Regions from separate parts of the Homo sapiens genome. Here region 1 is linked to region 2. A link is a loop called in an ENCODE intact Hi-C map of the cell type or tissue named here. Cell type or tissue: B cell. All regions are shown on one strand. Each heading gives the region's core, and the rest is flanking DNA. Links, peaks and the distances in the headings are about the cores only.

The links. Hi-C counts contacts between places; a loop is a spot of excess contacts. Peaks named below come from ENCODE experiments on the same cell type or tissue, not always from the same donor. Only the 100,000 strongest peaks of a DNase experiment are listed, where the experiment ranks them.
Region 1: it touches region 2 in a loop (10-fold over the local background); 6 of 110 quality-filtered maps call a loop at or near these places.

What each region holds. Positions count from the first base shown.
Region 1 is chr6:20,526,802-20,532,179 of GRCh38, reverse strand. No RefSeq gene overlaps it. Among named protein-coding and RNA genes, the nearest start is that of CDKAL1, 5.0 kb to the left of the region's middle. In B cell, for the core only: CTCF peaks have their summits at 2,846 and 3,635 (motif pointing right); DNase peaks (open chromatin) are centred at 2,859 and 3,649.
Region 2 is chr6:20,316,933-20,322,310 of GRCh38, reverse strand. It overlaps LOC101928573 (a long non-coding RNA gene), which reads right to left. Exons shown (of 4, transcript XR_007059489.1): 3 at 736-1,109. Among named protein-coding and RNA genes, the nearest start is that of E2F3, 82 kb to the left of the region's middle. RefSeq lists enhancers at 1,708-1,757, 2,498-2,577. In B cell, for the core only: no CTCF peak of the experiment used is centred there; a DNase peak (open chromatin) is centred at 2,160; H3K4me3 peaks cover 1,361 bases; H3K27ac peaks cover 1,458 bases.

The DNA of each region.
Region 1 (5,378 bases), core at 288-5,287, 210 kb before region 2:
TCTCCGGCTCCTCCTCAATAGAGTATTGGTTAAATATATTTATAGTATCTGTACAACCTTTGAAAAGCAACCAGTAAGTCCGGGTGCAGTGGATCACGCCTGTAATCCTAGCACTTTGGGAAGCCGAGGCGGGTGGATCGCCTGAGGCCAAGAGTTCAAGACCAGACTGACCAACATGGTGAAACCCTGTCTCTACTAAAAATACAAAATTAGCTGGGTGTGGTGGCATATGCCTGTAATCCCAGCTACTCAGGAGGCTGAGGCAGGAGAATCTCTTGAACCCAGGAGGTGGAGGTTGCAGTGAGCGGAGATTACACCATTGCACTCCAGCCTGGACAACAAGAGCGAAACTCCATCTCAAAAAGATTAAAAAAAAAAAAAAAAGGCCAGGCACGATGGCTTACGGCTGTAATCCCAGCACTTTGGAAGGCTAAGGTGGGCGGATCACGAGGTCAGGAGATCAAGACCATACTGGCTAACATGGTAAAACGCTGTCTCTACTAAAAATACAAAAAATTAGCCAGGCATGGTGGCATGAGCCTGTAGTCCCAACTACTCGGGAGGCTGAGGCAGGAGAATCGCTTGAACCTGGAAGGCGGAGATTGCAGTGAGCTGAGATCGCGCCACTGCACTCCAGCCTGGGCAACACAGTGAGACTCCGTCTCAAAGAAAAAAAAAAATAATGCTTTGTTTCTTAAATTAGAGTTAAGCTTCATAAATATACACCATCCTATTTTGTTCCTGTTTTTTCAGCCAACAATATAACACTAAATGCTTTATAAATATTTGGTAATAAGTAAACAAACCAATTGGTGTATACCAAGAACATTAAAAATGCAAGTAAATCTATAAAATAATAGTAAAGCTAAGATTTTTTCAAACACTTATAAATGTGTGCCAATAACCACCCATAAGTAACCCTATAAATGAGGAGTGCTATTATTATCTTGTTATCTCTTTTAACAGAGAAGAAACCTAAAGCTTAGGCAGTCTGACTTCAGTTGTTTTAACAACTCTATATGAATACTTCAGAAGAAAGCAACAATAGTGCAAAATTTCAAATAGAGAAAAAGCATTGGAGAGAAAAAACAAAAGAGTGATCAAGGAAAAGTGGAATAAAATCTGTTTGCCTGGACCGGGCACAGTGGCTCATGCCTGTAATCCCAGCACTTTAGGGGGCCGAGACAGGTGGATCACGAGGTCACAAATTCAAGACCAGCCTGGCCAAGATGGTGAAATCCCGTCTCTACTAAAAATACAAAACTTAGCCGGGCGCGGTGGCAGGCACCTGTAGTCCCAGGTACTCGGGAGGCTGAGGCAGGAGAATCGCTTGAACCTGGAAGGTGGAGGTTGCAGTAAGCCGAGATCGCGCCACTGCACTCCAGCCTGGGTGACACAGTGAGACTCCATCTCAAAAAAAAAAAAAAAATCTGTTTGCCTTAAATATTTTATGTTGGCCTTCACAGTAAAAATTGAAGAGAAAATATGGACAAGAAAGAAGTTACACAATTCTTACCCTCTCAGTGACTAATCAATAAAGAATAAAATATGAAAATTATAAAAATCTGGGGCCAGGCACGGTGGCTCATGCCTGTAATCCTAGCACTTTGGGAGGCACAGGCAGTTGTTTCACTTGAGCCCAAGAGTTTGAGACCAGCCTGGGCAACATGACCAGACCCTGTCTCTACAAAACAAACAAAAAAGTAGCCGGACATGGTGGTTCCAGCTACTCGGGAGGCTGAGGTGGGAGAATCACTTGAGCTCAGAAGGTCCAGTTTGCAGTGAGCCGAAATCACACCGCTGCACTCCAGTCCAGGCAGCAGAATGAGACCCTCTCTCAAAAATAAATAAATAAAATTAAAATTAAGAATTGGGAACTGCTTTTTAAGATTATGTTTTGGAGACAGGGTCTGGCTTTGTCACCCAGGCTGGAGAACAGTGGCACCATCAGAGCTCACTGGAAACTTGAACTCCTGGGCTCAAGCAGTCCCCCCACCTCTGCCTCCCAAGTAGCTGAAACTACAGGGGCATGCCACCACGCTCGACTAATTTTAAAACTCTTTTTGCAGCAACAGAGTCTCACTATGTTGCCCAGACTGGTCTTGAACTCCTGGCCTCAAGCAGTCCTCCACCTCAACCTCCCAAAGCGCTGGGATTGCATGCATGAGCCACCAGCCCAGCTGGAACACATGTTTTAGATTTAGTTGATGATCTGAGCAACTAGCCATTATACATACACATCTGTACCAATCAATATCCCTTTTCATGAGAAAATATTCATGTGCTTAATTCACTCTTGAAAGATGATAAACAATATACATGAAATTTTCTATGTAGAACATTAGGTGAATTTAGTAGAATGAGAGTTAAAACAGATTTTTATATTTATATATATATAAGCTACATATAAGCAAAGTGAAAAGTATGACTATTAAGTGCTCTTAATTTTTTTTTTTACAGGAGCATGCCACCGTGCCCAGCCAATTTTTGTAATTTCAGTAGGGACGGGGTTTCACCATGTTGGCCAGGCTGGTCTCGAACTCCTGACCTCAGGTGATCCGCCTATCTTGGCCTCCCAAAGTGCTGGGATTACAGGACTGAACCACTGTGCCTGGCCAACTAAACAGTTTTTCAGGAAAGTTTTGCAGGTGTTGGATGAACCCAAGAAGAAAGATGGTAACAGCAGAGGAATAGAGGGGGGCAAAAAGAGAAATACTAGATCTATGAGAAACGAAAAATTGCCCCGGATGGATGGGTGCTTCAATGTAGAGAATAAAAGGGAAGAATGCTGATGTTCTTTAATAAACTGATAAAAAGATCATATAGGAACATGATGTGAAATAACCTCCTATTGTCTTTGGACAAATGCTGAATTTTCTCTGCATAATTTAACCACTAGGGGTCAGAGTGCTATACTTCTACTATCTTTTTTTTTTTTTTCTTTGAGATGGAGTCTTGCTCTGTCACCCAGGTTGGAGTGCAGTGGTGTGATCTCGGCTCACTACAACCTCCACCTCCCAGGTTCAAGTGATTCTCCTGCCTCAGCCTCCTGAGTACCTGGGATTACAGGCGCCCACCACCACACCCGCCTATTTTTTTTTTTTTTTTTTAAGTAGAGACGCGGTTTCCCCACATGGGCCAGGGTGATCTCAAATTCCTGACCTCAGGTGATCCACTTGCCTCGGCCTCCCAAAGTGCTAGGATTACAGGCCTGAGCCACCGCGCCTGGCCCATTTTTGTATTTTTAGTAGAGACAGGGTTTTGCCACGTTGGCCAGGCTGGTCTCCAACTGCTGACCTCAGGTGATCCGCCCGCCTCGGCCTCCCAAAGTGCTGGGATTACAGCCCTGAACCACTGTGCCTGGCCAACTGAACAGTTTTTTAGGAAGATTTTTCAGGTGTTGGATGAACCCAAGAAGAAATATGGTAACAGCAGAGGAATTGGGGGGGGCGGGCGGCGAGAGAAATACTAGATATATGTGAAAGGAAAAATTGCCCCAAATGGATGGATACTTCAATGTGGAGAATAAAAGGGAAGAAAGCTGATGCTCTTAAATAAACTGATAAAAAGATCATACAGGAACATAATGTGAAATAAATCAACCTCCTGTTGTCTTTGGACAAGTCCTGAATTTTTCTCTGCATAATTTAACCACTAGGGGTCAGAGTGCTATACTTCTATTAACTTTTTTTTTTTTTTTTTTTTTTCTGAGACAGGGTCTGGCTCTGTCACCCAGGCTGGCATGCAGTAGTGCTGTCACGGCTTGCTGCAGCCTCGACCTCCCAGGCTCCAGCGGCCTGCCCACCTCAGCCTGTCAAGTAGCTGGGACTATAGGTGTGCACACCGCCAATCCTAGCTAATTTTCTTAATTTTTGGTAGAGACAAAGTCTTGCTGTTACCCAGGCTGGTCTCAAACTCCTAGCTCAAGTGATCCTCCCGCCTCAGTCTCCCAAAATATTGGGATTACAGGCTTGAACCTCCTCTTTCAGCTTTACTATCATCTATTCTACTCTATCAACTTACACAGATATGTTTGGTTCAATTCTATAATTAATTTTATCTGTTCACTCTCCCACTCTCAGTACAAGTGTTTTGGGGGTTGTACAAGTGCCCTGTAGCCCAAGCCAGAGAAATGAGAACATCACAGGGAATGCAACCAACACCAGGCCAGCGTGAATTCGGGGTTGTCGGTCAACTGTGAAATTCTGAGGCAGAAGCTTCCAGGACTACCACAAGGAGAGCACCGGCCTGAGATTGAAGCTATTTTTTTTTTTTTTTTTTGAGACAGAGTCACGCTCTGTTGCCCAGGCTGGAGTGCAGTGGCACAATCTCGGCTCACTGCAACCTCCGTCTCACAGGTTCAAGCAATTCTCCTGCCTCAGCCTCCCGAGTAGCTGGGACTACAGGTATGCATCACCACGCCTGGCTAATTTTTTGTATTTTTAGTAGAGACGGGGTTTCACCGTGTTAGCCAGGATGGTCTCGATCTCCTGACCTCATGATCCACCCGCCTCGGACTCCCAAAATGCCGGGATTACAGATGTGAGCCACCACGCCCGGCCTACCAAAGCTCTTTCAGAGGAAAGCAGAGTTGAGAGATGAAGGGAGAAATCAATAAGTTCCAAGGACAATTGTAAGGCCCCTATACCCAGCACGCCTGGAGCTAGCTTTCTTTTTGTGCTATTCAGTTATGTTAACAAGTAAATCCTTCTCTTCTTTTCTTAAACTAATTTGAGTGGATTTCTATGACTTGCAACCAGAAGAGTGCTGGCTAAACTTCTTGCTGTTACATATTCTCTTAATGATTAAAAAAATAAGAATTCGCATCTGTTGTCTAACTCCCTGATTGCTTATAATTATCTGTGGGTAGAAGACATGCGTTGTTTTCTCTGTCCTTCAGTAATATATGACTCATACATTGCAAACTTATTGAGTTACATAATAATGTATTTATTGAGTATATACAGTATACCAAGTACTGTTCTAAATGCTCAAAAAATAAAACAGACAATATCATTCCCCTTTTAAGAATTTATATGCGGCCGAGCACAGTGGCTCACGCCTGTAATCCCAACACTTTGGGAGGCTGAGGCGGGTGGATCACGAGGTCAGGAATTCAAGACCAGCCTGGCCAACATGGTGAAACCCCGTCTCTACCAAAAATACAAAAATTAGCCAGGCGTGGTGGTGCATGCCTGTAATCCCAGCTACTCAAGAGGCTGAGGCAGAGAATTGCTTGAACCCAGGAGGCAGAGGCTGCAGTGAGCGGAGATCGTGCCACTGCACTCCAGCCTGGGCAACAGAGCGAGACTGTCTCAAAAACAAAAAAAAAAGAAAGAAAGAAAAAAGTTTATATACTAATAGGTAGAGATAGACAA
Region 2 (5,378 bases), core at 105-5,104:
TAATCAATCATTTTCATTTATTTTGTTTTAAAAAATTTTTGTTTGCTTTCTTTGATGGGAATTTAAGACCTGAGGTTGGGAGGTCTTGGACTCAGGAGGGAGAACATGGAAGAGGAAATATACAAGAGGAGCATGGCTGGAGGTGAGGGAGGAGAGATGGAAGGACCTGTCGTCTCCAGCTGGATATTGCAGGAGACTCAACATGTTCAAAATGCAATAATCTGGTCTCTAGACTACACCTGCTCTTCTTCCCTAGTTAAATAAATGGCACGACCATCTATTCTCCCCTTATCTTCTCCTGGGCTGTTTTGTTTTCTTACCTGCATTCTTCCCTATACCCTTCTCTCCCCACAAGCCAATCTAATTATTTTGTCACTTGCACCTTCTAAATGTTTCTCAAATCCATTAATTTTTTTGGCCAATATATTGTTTTCTCATTTTATTGAAGTGGAATCTCGTTCTGTCACCAAGGCTTGAGTGCAGTGACATGATCTCAGCTTACTGCACCTACCACCTCCTGGTTCAAGCGATTCTCCTGCCTCAGCCTCCCAAGTAGCTGAGACTATAGGCGCAGGCGACTGCGCCCGGACTAATTTTGGTATTTTTAGTAGAGATGGAGTTTCACCATGTTGGCCAGGCTGGTCTTGAACTCCTGACCTTAAGTGATACCCCCACCCTCAGCCTCCCCAAGTGCAGGGATTATAGGCGTGAGCCAGTGCACCCGTCCTCTCTTACCGTTTTAAGTCTTCATCTCTGTATTCTCCCCATAAATTCACGCCTTCCTCAATTGCAACATGTTGTTTTTATTCCTCACACACGCAGTTCTCTCCTCCTGCCATGCCTTTGCTCCCACTGTGTCCGGAATTGGTGAGTTCTTTGTCTCACTGACTTCATGAATGAAACCGCAGACCCTCGCGGTGAGTATTACAGTTTTTAAAGGTAGCGTGTCCGGAGTTTGTTCCTTCTGATATTCAGATGTGTTCTGTTCCTTCTGATATTCAGATGTGTTCGGAGTTTCCTCCTTCTGGTGGGCTCCTGGTCTTACTGGCTCAAGAGTCAAGCTGCAGACTTTCACGGTGAGTGTTACAGCTCACAAAGGCAGGGTGAACCTAGGGAGCAGCAGCATGACTTATTGCAAAGAACAAAAAAACAAAATTTTCAGGGTGGAAAGGGACACGAGCGGCTTGCCACTGCCGGCTCCGGCAGCCTGCTTTTATTATCTGGCCCCACCCACATCCTGCTGATTGGTCCATTTTACCGAGAGCCGATTGGTCTGTTTTACAGACAGCTGATTGGTCCGTTTTGACAGGGTGCTGATTGGTGCATTTACAATTCCTGAGCTAGACACAAAAGTTCTCCACCTCCCCACTAGATTAGCTAGACACAGAGTGTCAGTTGGTGTATTTACAAACCCTGAGCTAGACAGAGTGCTGATTGATGCATTTACAAACCTTGTAGCCAGAGTGCTGACTGGTGCATTTACAAACCTTGTAGACAGAACGCTGATTGGTGCATTTACAAACTTTGCAGACAAGAGGGCTGATAGGTGCATTTACAAACCTTGAGCCAGATAGTGCCGACTGGTGCATCCACAAACCCTGAGCTAGACGCAGTGTGCTGATTGGCGTATTTACAATCCCTTAGCTAGACAAAGATTCTCTAAGTCCCCACTAGACTCAGGAGCCCAACTGGCTTCACCCAGTGGAATCACACACTGGGGCTGTAGGTGGAGCTACCTATGAGTCCCACACCACGCACCCCCCCACTCCTCAGCCCTTGGGCAGCGGATGGGACCAGGTGCCCTGAAAGAGGGGGCAGCGCTCATCTGGGAAACTCAAGCGGCACAGGAGGCCACAAAAAGATGGGGAGACTCAGGCATGACGGGCTGCTGGTCCTGAGCCATACAAATAGCCTGCCAGGAGGCAGTTAAGGCCCAGCAAGAAATTGAACACAGAACTCGTGGGCCAGCACTGCTGGGGGAATCCAGCACACCTTCCATAGCTGCTGGCCCAGGTGCTAAGCCCCTTGCTGCTCTCAGTGCAAGGCTCACCACGCCCACCTGCGTGCAGTACAGGTTCCCGCCCGTGCCTCTCCTGCCGCACCTCCCTGCAACCCAACGCGGCTGCTTCCGGCCTCAGTCAGCTAAAGAGCTCCCACGGTATAGCGCTGAGCCGAAAGGCTTGTCAAGCACAACCAGAATGAGCAGAGGACAAAGAGGAACTGAGAGCAAGTGAAGGGTACTGCCATACCGTTCTCTCTCACTACCACTGTGTCCAGAATTGGTCTGACTTCAACAAGGAAGTTGTTGTTGTCACACGAATGTTACAGTTAAGGAGAGTGTGTCTGGAGTTTGTTCCTTCTGATGCGGTCAGTTTTTCTCGAGAGCTCATGGTCTATGCCGGGTCGGAAGTAAAGACTGCATATACTTCGTGGTGACTTACCGCACTTAAAGCAATATACATTAAAATTGTTTTTTCCTCCTCGTGGGTTCATAGCTTATACTGGCTTCCGGAGTAAAGCTACGTACTTTCACAATTTTTCAGCTCATAAAAGCAGCCTAAACCCAAAAAACATAACCACCACAATATGAAAGTATAGTGGAGCAATTTGGCACTCCTGGTTCAGGCAGTCTGCTTTTATTCTCTTATCTGGCCCCACCCACATCCTGCTGATTAGTTCATTTTACAGAGAGCTGATTGGTCTGTTTTACAGACAGTTGATTGGTCCATTTTCACAGGGTGCTGATTGGTGCATTGACAATCCCTGAGCTAGAGGCAAAAGTTCTCCACCTCCCCACTACATTAGCTAGATACAGAGTGTCAATTGGTGTATTTACAAACCCTGAGCTAGACACAGAGTGCTGATTGGTGTGTTTACAAACCTTGAGCTAGATACAGAGTGCTGATTGGTGTATTTACAATCCCTTAGCTAGACATAAAGAGTCTCCAAGTCCCAACCAGACTCAGGAACCCAGCAGGCTTCACCCAGTGGATCTGGCATTGGGGCCACAGGTGGAGCTGCTTGCCAGTTTCACGCTGTGCGCCCGCACTTCTCAGCTCTTGGGCGGTCGATGGTACTGGGCGCCCCATGGAGCAGGGAGCGGCGCTCGTAGGGGAGCCTCAGGCCGCGCAGGAGCCCGTCAGGAGAGGGTAGGGGAGGCTCAGACATGGCGGGCTGCACGTCCCAAGCCCTGCCCCGCGGGGAGGCAGCTAAGGCCCGGCGAGAAATGGAGCACAGCAGCTGCTGGCCCAGGTGCTAAGCCCCTCACTGCCCGGGGCTTGCAGGTATGCCAGCCGCTCCGAGTGCGGGGCCGGCCGAGCCTACGCCCACCCGGAACTCGCGCTGGCCCGCAAGCGCCCCTTACAGCCCCGGTTCCTGCCCGCGCCTCTTCCTCCACATCTCCCCGCAAGCTGAGGGAGCCGGCTCCGGCCTTGGCCAGCCCAGAAAGGGGCTCCCACGGTGCAGCGGTGGGCTGAAGGGCTTCTCAAGCGCGGCCAGAGTGGGCGCTGAGGCCGAGGAGGCACCGAGACCGAGTGAGGGCTGTGAGGGCTGACAGCACGCTGTTGTATCTCAACTGTCCCTTCACCCAGCTAACTCCCGCTCAGCAGGTGTCGGCCTTTCCTGACCCCCTATGTTAGTCGTGCTTGTCCTGTGTCCCAGAGCCTGGGACCTTCTTCACAGCCATCATCACACTTCATTCTTTGCAATCTCTCTTCCCTAGAAAAGCTATGAAGTGAGGAAACGTGTTTTTCCTTTTTTGCACCATACCTCAGTGCCAGGGTTACAGGTACCACACACCGACCCATTGTGCAAACCAGAAGAAGTCCTCTCCGCAGGCAGATGCGTCGCAAGTATGTTTCTGTCTCTGTTTTTGGTGGCAGCCACATGCCAGAATATTCGAGTGCAAGCTGGATTTCAGCTCCCATTTGTCCCTCTTGGTCAGGTGCTTTTGTGCAAAGCACAAAATATGAGGTGGTTTTGAAAAGCAAAAGCCAAGTGGAACTGAAGAAAAGATATCCACAAGTAGATTTGGTTTAGTCACTGAAATATGTCTGAAAGGATTGCTTATCATCCTCCTACAATGAAATGGATGTCCAGAGAAACTGAAAAATCCTTCAGAATAAGCAAAAGAAATGTCAAAGTAAGAAAGCTAGGTGTGTTCAAGTCTCATATCTAATATGACTATCTTGGCATTGTGTTATAGCATAATTGGTAAGATTTGTTTCCTTAGTAGTAAGTTGTGCACAAAGGTGGGAATTGAACAATGAGAACACATGGACACAGGAAGGGGAACATCACACACCGGGGCTTGTTGTGGGGTGGGGGGAGCGGGGAGGGATAGCATTAGGAGATATACCTAAAGTTAAAAGACGAGTTAATGGGTGCAGCACACCAAGATGGCACATGTATACATATATTACTAACCTGCACGTTTTGCACGTGTACCCTAAAACTTAAAGTATAATTTAAAAAAAGGGGCATCTTAAAATCTACAGCATTCTAGATTTGATAATATGTAGTATGAACATCAGTTAGGGATTATATTCACCTGCATGTAAGAGAACCTGAATAAAGGAACATAATCAAATACAGTTTATTTTTCTCACGTTCCAAGAAGCATGGAGACAGGCAGGCCCGGGCTGGTCTAGTAGCTCCGTGATGTCATTAATCATGGTTTCTGTCAATCACCCAGATTTCTTCAGCTTTTCTTCTCTGCCTTTCTTAGCACATGACTTTCTTCATCGTGGTTCTCTCATGCTCTTAAGAGTGGATATAAAATTAGCAACTAGCAGTGACTGTACACGGTGATTTACATTACAGCCTCATCTATTTAGTTTATTATCCTTAAGTTGGATCTTCTTGTTCTTTATTTTCAGTATGCCATTTAATTTTCTATTTTTACTGATTGCTGTGTTATTTACCTGCAGCTTCTGTTTTCTAAGTGCACCATGAAGCATTTGCCTTTAATTCTATCTTTTACAAATCCATTAATTTCTTTTGTTATTTCTTCCCAATGTTTACAAGTTTATTGAAGTCTTTCTGTATTGGTGCATGTTCTAATTTTGTTGTCACACTTTCTTCTTTTCTCTCTCATAACCTAGTTGATGTCAGATGATTTCTCGTTGTTTTGGAGTCTTTGAGGGAGTACTGCCAGTTCTACTATTGTGCATAATTTGTGTTTTGGGATTTTGCTTTTTTTTTCAGTTTTGTAATTCTTTTTACTTAATACATGTAATAAAAACATGTAGATTTGTGTATTGTCTTGAAAACGTGTCTTTTTGTCTTTGTTTTTTGTTGTTTTTTTTTTTTTTGCCAGAAATTACAACTTAAAAAAAAAGATTTTGTCAGAAGGAAGTGACCTGCACTATTATTCATAA